Regions from separate parts of the Homo sapiens genome. Here region 2 is linked to region 1. A link is an interaction called in ENCODE POLR2A ChIA-PET data of the cell type or tissue named here. Cell type or tissue: B cell. All regions are shown on one strand. Links, peaks and the distances in the headings refer to the core of each region. The heading gives the core; the rest is flanking DNA. Region 1 overlaps MPZL1 (myelin protein zero like 1). Region 2 overlaps RCSD1 (RCSD domain containing 1).

The links. Peaks named below come from ENCODE experiments on the same cell type or tissue, not always from the same donor. Only the 100,000 strongest peaks of a DNase experiment are listed, where the experiment ranks them.
Region 2: POLR2A ChIA-PET joins it to region 1 with 6 read pairs; 2 of 35 experiments call an interaction of 5 or more read pairs at or near these places.

Annotation. Positions count from the first base shown.
Region 1 is chr1:167,761,107-167,765,496 of GRCh38, reverse strand. All of the region lies in intron 1 of MPZL1 (myelin protein zero like 1), which reads right to left. Among named protein-coding and RNA genes, the nearest start is that of MPZL1, 41 kb to the right of the region's middle. In B cell, for the core only: no CTCF peak of the experiment used is centred there; no DNase peak of the experiment used is centred there.
Region 2 is chr1:167,692,609-167,696,998 of GRCh38, reverse strand. RCSD1 (RCSD domain containing 1) reads right to left here. Exons shown (of 7, transcript NM_052862.4): 5 at 2,697-2,900. Among named protein-coding and RNA genes, the nearest start is that of TRP-CGG1-1, 20 kb to the left of the region's middle. In B cell, for the core only: no CTCF peak of the experiment used is centred there; no DNase peak of the experiment used is centred there; H3K27ac peaks cover 780 bases.

The DNA.
Region 1 (4,390 bases), core at 323-4,322:
AAAGTTACTAGATATATACAGTAATTCACTGCCATTACATATTTCTGGCAGAATATTCTACAGCTAAGTTCAATCAGAATAGCACTATAAACAGAATAATTGCTGACAGTTTAGGTTTGTATTGCTTTTTAGTTAAGATATTTTTATTAGTCTGGTTATATTGAATTTTTTTTTTAAACTAATAGACTTTTTAAAGAGCAGTTTCAGGTTTACAGAAACATTGAATAGAAGGTAGAATTCTCATATTCCCTCACTCTCCCATGGCCAACCTGTTTCTCCTATTATTAACATCTGGCATTAGTGTTATACGTTTGTTTTAATTGATGAGCCAATATGGTTACATCATTGTTAACCACAGTCCATAGTTTACATTAGGATTTGTGTTAGTGTTGTAGATCTTATGGATTTTGACAAAGGTGAATAGTGACGTCTCCACCATTACAGTATCATACAGAATAGTTTCACTCCCTAAGCATCCCCTGTGCTACACCAATTTATTCCTGCCGTCCTTCCCCCCACACCCCTGGCAAACACTGACCTTATACTGTCTCTATAGGTTTGCCTTTTCTAGAATGTTATCTAGTTAAAATTATACAGCATGTAGCCTTTTAAGGTTGCCTTCTTTCACTTAGTAATATGCACTTAACTTTCTTCCGTGTCTTTTTGTGGCATAATATCTCATTTCTTTTTATTGCTGAATAATATACAAATTGTATGGATGTACCACAGTTTATTCATTCACCTACTGAAGGACTTCTTGGTGGCTTCCCTGATGGTCTATTTTTAATGAGGTGATGGGCATATTTTTATTTCTTTAAGTAGTTCTCATGCTTATCTGTTACGCAATTGTTATCACACTGAACTTTTCTCATCATCCATATGTAATGCAATTAAAACTATCCTAAGATATAACTTCATTTTAAAGCCACATTTATTATTTAACTGATCCTTTTCTTATAAAGAACTTAAGGAAGAAAAATGCATGTTTTGGTTTTGTTAGTGCAATCATACCTACCATAAGATTTCACTGTGCTAGGTAAGTAAACAGCTGATTACACCGTATATCACATTTTCATTTCACCCATCAAGTTTTGTCAGTTAGCCTAAGCCCAGGAAATAGTAATTGAAATGTGTCTACCACTTAGAATATAAAAATGGCTCTTTTTTCAAGATCTGCAATAGTAGGCAACTGCAGGAATTGTTAAGGATTGCTGTTAAAAGTATTTGCCAAATTCTTAAAGATTGCTAATTTGAACATACTGCTATAAAAGAAATGCTTTCACAGACAAAATGAAAGTCAGAAAAAAAAAACTTATTTGGCCCAAAATTGGTAACTTAAAAATACCCATCTTCCATATTTTTTAAAGAAATCGTTTGGAATAAATATCTGCAGTGTTGCAATAATTCTTAGAATGTAACAGACGGGCAGAATAAGGAAGAGTATTGTCAGCCAGGACTGATGGTCATTTTCAGAATTTTTTCTCCTTGAAGACTTAACTGACTCTCAGCCAAGGAGAACAAGAGTACTCCCCCATTCCTCCCAACCATCTTGCAAATGTTTATTCTCAGGACATAATGGGCACTTTTGGCTATTCTTTTAAATAAACTGATAGCCATACTGCATCAAGCAGATTTTTTTTTCTGCGAAAGAGGGTGGATTATTATTACAGGGAACAATAGATTATTATTTGCGGTCCAAACCTCAAAACAAGCATTTCTTTCAGAGGAGATGCAAACAAAAGAGTTCCTTGCTATTGTGGGTACGCAGAAAAGCAGCCCCAGGGCACTTGAGTTCAAAATGAAGGACAAAGCACAAGACTAGACTAGTGGACCAGCTTATTCCAGGAAGCAGCACTGGCTTGCAACCCTTATTCACTCTGTGTGATTTTGACTAGTTTTCTCCATGGTGATGAGTACTGGAAAGCCACAGTCTCTAAAAGTCTATAAATAAAGTTTCTCAAGGATTTTCTTTTCTTTCTTTCTTTTTTTTTTTTTTGAGACCGAGTCTCAATCTTGTCACTCAGGCTGGAGTGCAGTGTTGCAACCTCCGCCTCCTGGGTTCAAGCAATTCTCCTGCCTCAGCCTCCCGAGTAGCTGGGATTACAGACACCCACCACGACGCCCAGCTAATTTTTGTATTTTTAGTAGAGACGGGGTTTCACCATGTTGCCCAGGCTGGTCTCGAACTCCTGACCTCAGGTGATTCACCAGCCCCGGCCCCCCCAAAGTGCTGGGATTACAGGCGTGAGCCACCGCACCCAGCCTTCTTCAAGGATTTTCTTAAACCAGATCCCTTCCTCGAGGCCTAGCTGCAAGACTTGTCATCCCGAGACATTATTTAAAGATGGAATTAGACCAAGTGTCCAAGTTTACAGTCACAGAATTTTGAGCAAAAAGACTAACCAAATTCCCAAATGGCTTTTAGGCATCTATTTAAGACACAGATTTCATTATACCAAAGTTAGGTAATAAACAGGTGGCTTTTTAAAAAACACACAACACTCTTTGGCTAATCTGAACGTGTAGCTCTTAGCCAGGATTATGAAATCCAAAGCTAGCCCATCAGCTAGCTCAAGAAAAAGAAAATGATGCCACACACTGAGAAATTAACTTCCTCCCATCCCTGGCTATCTACACTTTTCTCTAATACTACTCTTGTCATCATTTTTGGAGATTTCATCAGTTGTAAGATAAACCTTCTAAAACCCTAGTCTGTTTATCTTCTCCAATAATCTGGGTAAGATCAGGCCTACCCCAGCCACTCATTTCTATGGTCATACCTGTTCAATCAAGTTTAGCCTAAAGCTGCCTCCTTACATATTTTAAGTTCAGCCTAAGGGTTTTTCTGTACACTGTGAACTATAACAAGTGTAGGTGTAAACAGGCCGTAGCCAATCACCTTGGGCCAAGCACCGAGTTTTGGCCAATCAAATGTAGCCAACTGTTCAAATTGTGTTCAAGTAAGGCAAATGCTGAGCTATAATCAATGCAGCTGTTTCTGTACCTCACTCCCGTTTTCTGTACATCACTTTCCTTTTTCTGTCCATAAATCTTCTTCCGCCACGTGGCTGCGCTGGCGTCTCTGAGCCTACCTTGGCTCAGAAGGCTGCCCAATTCGCAGTTCATTCTTTGTTCAGTTAAACTCCTTTAAATTTAATTCAGCTGAAGTTTTTCTTTTATACCCTAAACCAGGGCTTCTCAACCTCAGCACTACTGACAACTGCCACAGACAATCCTTTGTTGTGGGAAACTGTGCTATACCTTGTAGGATGTTGAGCAGCACCCCTGGCCTCTACTAGATGACAGCAGTATCTCCTCTGCCTCCAGTTGTGACAACCAAAAATGTCTCCAGACATTGCAAATGCCTCCTCAGAGGTGAAATCCCCCCAGTTGAGAATCACTAGCTCTAGACCCAATCATCAGTACCTGCACCCACTCCAGAATCGTAGTTTCAGGCTTCTCTACTCCCTAATTGACCACCTCTTAGCTTTCCAATATCCTCCAAAACCCTGAGTTCACTGATCCCTAAGCTGCATCAGAAACTAAAATCCCAGCATGTCTTCATTTGCCTTACTCAGACTAAACCCCATAGGCCACCATTATACTCACCCCCTTGCATACACAATCAGCTCTCTTGCCTCTCCCTTCAGGGCCTTCACCTGGAACCTCTATCCTGGTTAAATTCAATTCTCTATCCACTATGCATCTCCACCAGGGTGGCTGACCACAGCTGGACAAAAGCACACAATCCCACTGACTATTTTCGCCTTAAATGTATGGTCACTAACCTTAAAGGGACTCTTAATGCTGTCTAGCAATCCACCCACATTGCCCTAATCCATCTGCTTTCCATTTCCCTAGAGGACTAGTTTAAACCTTCCTCTCTAACCTCAAATTTCCACTTCCTCTGGTTTCTCACTCCCAGCTAATGACTGAGCTGCTTATTTCACCGAGAAAACAGAAGCAATGAGAAGAGAACCTCCCTATGTCCAGACACCATAGCTACCCACCTCCCTGCATCTGTGCCCATTCTGCTTTCCCTGCACTCCTATGTAGAAAGTGTCTGTCTGCATCCCTCTCCAGGATGAACCTCTCCACTGCACATTGCATCTCATCTCTTGCCTACCTAAGGACATTTATTGATCCAGCAATTCTCCCTCTTCTGAATTTTTCACTCACTACTGAATTACCACCAGCAGCAATATAAACATACATATTTATATTTATATCCCAGGTTTAGAGAAAAAAAACCTTGACCCTGCATCTCCCTGCAGCTCTGGCCCCTTTGTCCTCCTTTATTTTATCAATCTTGAAAGAACTGTCTGTACACACTGTGTCCAATTTCTCTCCTCTTCTGTTCTCTTGGATAAATCCAATTTAGGCTTTCATC
Region 2 (4,390 bases), core at 255-4,254, 68 kb after region 1:
AAGTCCACGCAAGGACCGTTTAATTTTCCAGGAGAACGAATCATTGTTTGCTATTTATTATAGATTAGAGCCATGTGGGATTGTGAAATCACATGGTGACCTGCAGACTTTTATTTTGTGAAGATGCAAATGCTTTCCATTCAGTAAAAAACAAAAACAAAAACTCATGATTTTATTGCACTGTAAAACATTAATCAGTTCGGTGTCTAATTTAGTAATTTTATTCTGACACTTAAAAAAAAATTCTTGCCGGGCATGGTGGCTCACACATGTAATCCAGCACTTTGGGAGGCTGAGGCAGGAGGATCGCTTGAGCTCAGGAGTTCAAGATCAGCCTGGGCAACGTAGCGAGACTCCATCTCTACTGAAAGTAAGAAAAATTAGCTGGGGGTGCTGGTGCATGCCTGTGGTCCCAGCTACTTGGGAGGCTGAGATGGGAATATAGCTTGAGCCTGGGAGATTGAGGCTGCAGTGAGCTGTCATCACACCATGGCACTTCAGCCTGGGCAGCACAGAAAGACCCTGCATTAAAAAAAAAAAAAAGAAATTGTCTAATTATCTATAAATAACCAGTTCTTCAAATGCTGTTTGACTAAGTTTTACCATCTTACAAGTTTCCTCATAAATTGACATATTGAATAAAATCTCTATTTTGCATAAGAGTCAGACTTTTATCTTGTGAAGATGCAAAATGCTTCCTATCCAGTAAAAAAGATAACTTATGATTTTATTGCACTGTAAAATTTTGAAAAATTTGAAAATTGTACTTTTGAAAATTATACTTTGACAAAGATGAATCGCACCGAGAAGAGGGTTAGAGACCTGCTGACGGCCAGGCCCTGGTGCAGGGACCTCAGGGGTGCTGAGCTGGAGACCTGGTGACCAGCTTCCTCTCTTGCCTAACTCTGTCCTTCCTGCCCCCGTGAAGTTGGCGGATACTGGGAAACCTGAGCAGCCAGATTCCTTTGCTTCTAGAACTCAGGTCCACCACTGTCAGAAGCTGTTTCTCAGGAGCACCAGCAGAGCTGCCTGAAGGTGATCTCTCTGGGAAGCATGTGATTCTCAGAATCAGGCCTCTTCTCAGCTTATCAGACTTAGTCAAAGGTGCAATGGAAATGTTCACATCAGATACCCTACCTACTAGAGTGATGCATCCTTTAAAAATCAGTATATAAGTGGGCTGGGTGTGGTGGTGCCCGCCTGTAATCCTCGCACTTTGGGAGGCATAGGCCAGCAGATCACTTGAGCCCAGAAGCTGCAGGAGCCTGGTTGAAGACATGGCAAAACCCTGTCTCTACAAAAAATACAAAACAAGGTGTGGTGGTGCATGCCTGTAGTCCTAGCTACTAGGAGGCTTGCCTGAGCCCAGGAGGTGGGGGTTGCGATGAGCCAATATCGCACCACTGCACTCCAGCCTGGGTGACAGAGGAAGACCTTGCCTCAAAAAAAAAAAAAAAAAATTAGTGTGTAAAATAAATTTTTGTAAATGTTATTTTCCCACTGATTTACATTTTGGTATTTGTCAATCCTAGTTCCCCATCTAAGAAGTATGGAATGAATACTTGGTTTATCAGGGCCTCCCAAGCCCTTTCTTGAGACCATGATTGGGCCAGCTCTGGAAGGTATCAAGGCCCCAGCCCTCATGACCAGCAGGGTTCCAAAATAACTTCCTCTTGCTGCTGTCAGAAGGCTGAAGCCTCCAGGCATTATGACCAGGCAGCAGCTCCTCCCTCCCTGCCTCACCCTGTGAGAAGATGCGGCTCTCTCTGAAGGTTCCTCTCTGCCTTCAGGGGTCTCCATCACCCTGGCTGGGGGACTTCCACTCTGGCCCTAGCCGGCAGGCTCAAGCCTGCCTGAACCCCTCCTTACCACTAGTTTATTTCCTTGAGTCCTCCCTGTTTTTACACATTTGATTTTTTTTTTGCTAGCTGGACTTCCTAGAATGGCCTAGAAGATCTCATTTCTCCATCATTAATTTTAAGCCACACCCATTTAGCATTCTCTGGCACCAGACCCCAAGAAGTCTTGGCCCCTGCTTGGCCCTGGCACACATTTGTTGGCTACCTGCTTGGCCCCTATCTCTGATCCTTACCTCCTCCCAGCAGGGCGAGGGATGTGATGAAAGCTCACACAGAGGATCAGGGTTGCATCTGTAGAAATGCACCCTGCCATGTCATTTTTGCAAAGGGAACAGTTTGGATGTTCTTTAACTGGGGCAAGCTGCAGGAAGAATGATTTGAGTCCACACTGGGACACTTAGGGCTATTCACACCAGGCCAGACAGGACGTTTTGGAGTTCTAGGGATGCTGCCCAGCATTCTGTGCAAATCACTGATCAGGCCTTTAGCTTTTGCGTTCAGCTTTTGACATTAATGAACTATGCAGCTGGGATCAATCCTGAATTTCCATACCTTTCTCCACAAAGGAGAGAGCACGCCATCCCCCAGGCTTGTCTTGGGGTTGAATGGCACAGTTACAGCAAGGGGAGATGAGCCAGTCAGTCGAGGAAAAAGGTGATCCTAGTTCAGGGATCATTTGCAAAGGAGAGGAGAAATTTCACTTGGGTTAACACGCAGCTCTGACAGTAACTCCGAATGTTTCCTCCTTTCTCCAGGACAACAGGGTAGAGAAAATTCAGGGGTGCCAGTGCCCACATTTCCACAGACACACCGCCATAATCTGGAGCTAGAATTTACCTTGTTGTAACAGGGCAGATGACTGCCTTCAGGGGGCTGGTCGAAGCTGACAGGCACCTCCTCTGCCTCGCTGGGCCTAGATCGCACACCAGGGCTGCTGGGGGTAGAAGGTGGGCTGTGAAATGGCGACACCATAGCCTTGAGTCCAGGACTCTTGGGTGAGGCCCCAGGCAGTAGAGCAGCTGGGTCAAAGGTTAAATTGGCCTGTCAAGAAAAGATGAACAATTTCAAATAGGACTAGGGAGAAGATCAGAGCCTCTACTTTAGCTTGTTGGTTATCTGGCCTCAGGCCTGGTTGAGACTAGGTAACACCAGGCTTTTCATGCTACTTCCCAACCCATTATCCACTGTCCCATCATGGCCTGCTCTTGGAAGCATTGCCTACTCTATCCTCCTCTGCTACCTGGCTTGCCACAGGCTGCATTCCAAAATGCTCAGCCAGCACTGACGAGGATCCAACAAAAATTTCCCAGAACAAGCTCAACTTATCAACAAAGTGGCGAAGCAGCAACTGCCAGGAGCACCTGTGGCACCAGGATCTCACAGGAAGTCAGGCTCTGTGATCCCCTTTCTCATCAGAGTCAATAGTACTCACTCCCACTAGATGCCTACTATTGCAGGGCACATGTAGCTGTGTCCTCCACAGCAACCCCACACGTTCAGCTGTGTTCTCATTGCACAATCAAGAAAGTAGCTAAGGGATCTGCCCTGAGATTCACACCGGGTCTGATTCTCCCTCAGCCTCCAGGTATCAGGTTCCCTCTTAATAGACGGCAGAGTGGTGGACACAGTAGGCCACTGAGCTCCAGGACGAAGGCAGTGGGACACACCATAGTATGAGCCACCACTTGGGGTATCAAGGTACAGGTGTGACCCGATCAAAATGAAAGGCAGCCAAATGGGAGAGTCACCCAAAGGTAACGAAAGCCTCAGGGAGTCTTGAGTTTGGTTGGGGAGGAGGCAGGTGGTCCCAGATGCCCGAAGGCGTCCATGGGGAGAACGTGCGTGAGAGTCCGATCCTCTTTAAGGCCATCTAGGGTGCTTCTCCTGCCCTCTGCATTCCCAAATCACCACAGAGCTGCGTCCTGCAGACCCTGTGGCAGTGCCGAACCAGGAGACAGAGCCTCTTTGAGACTTCACAGAGAAGGGATGGAGTGTGAGGGGCAGACGGTGCAATGGGAAGTACATGGGTTTTCCATACCGACAGATCTGACTTTAAATACTGGATCTTTCACTTAATAGCAGTGTGACCTTCAGGCCTTCAGCAAGTCCAACAGCCTTTCCGAATCTCAGATTCTTTGTCTGTCCAAACCTTTTGGCCTGACTTCCAAAGTCTTTTCTATCTGGTCCCTGTGTACTCTCTCCTGCCCCATACTCACACCCTCTCCCTCCCAGCTCCCCTTGGCCACCTTCCCACCTCCTACCAGCCAGACTCTGCTGTCCTGGAGAACTCCTATGTATACTTTAGGACTTGCAGACTTGAAAGCATTGCACACGTTTAGAAGGGTGTTAGTGTTTTCATTGTGATCTTAATAAAGAAGGTATCATACAGACAAGACTGAGTCATGGTAAGAGTTCAGTATATAAAATACGAAAGTTAAATAGCATACTAGCCCAAACCATGTCAAAAAGCAGCATATGAAGCTGGGTGCAGTGGTGTGTGCCTGTAATCCCTGCTACACAGGAGGCTGAGG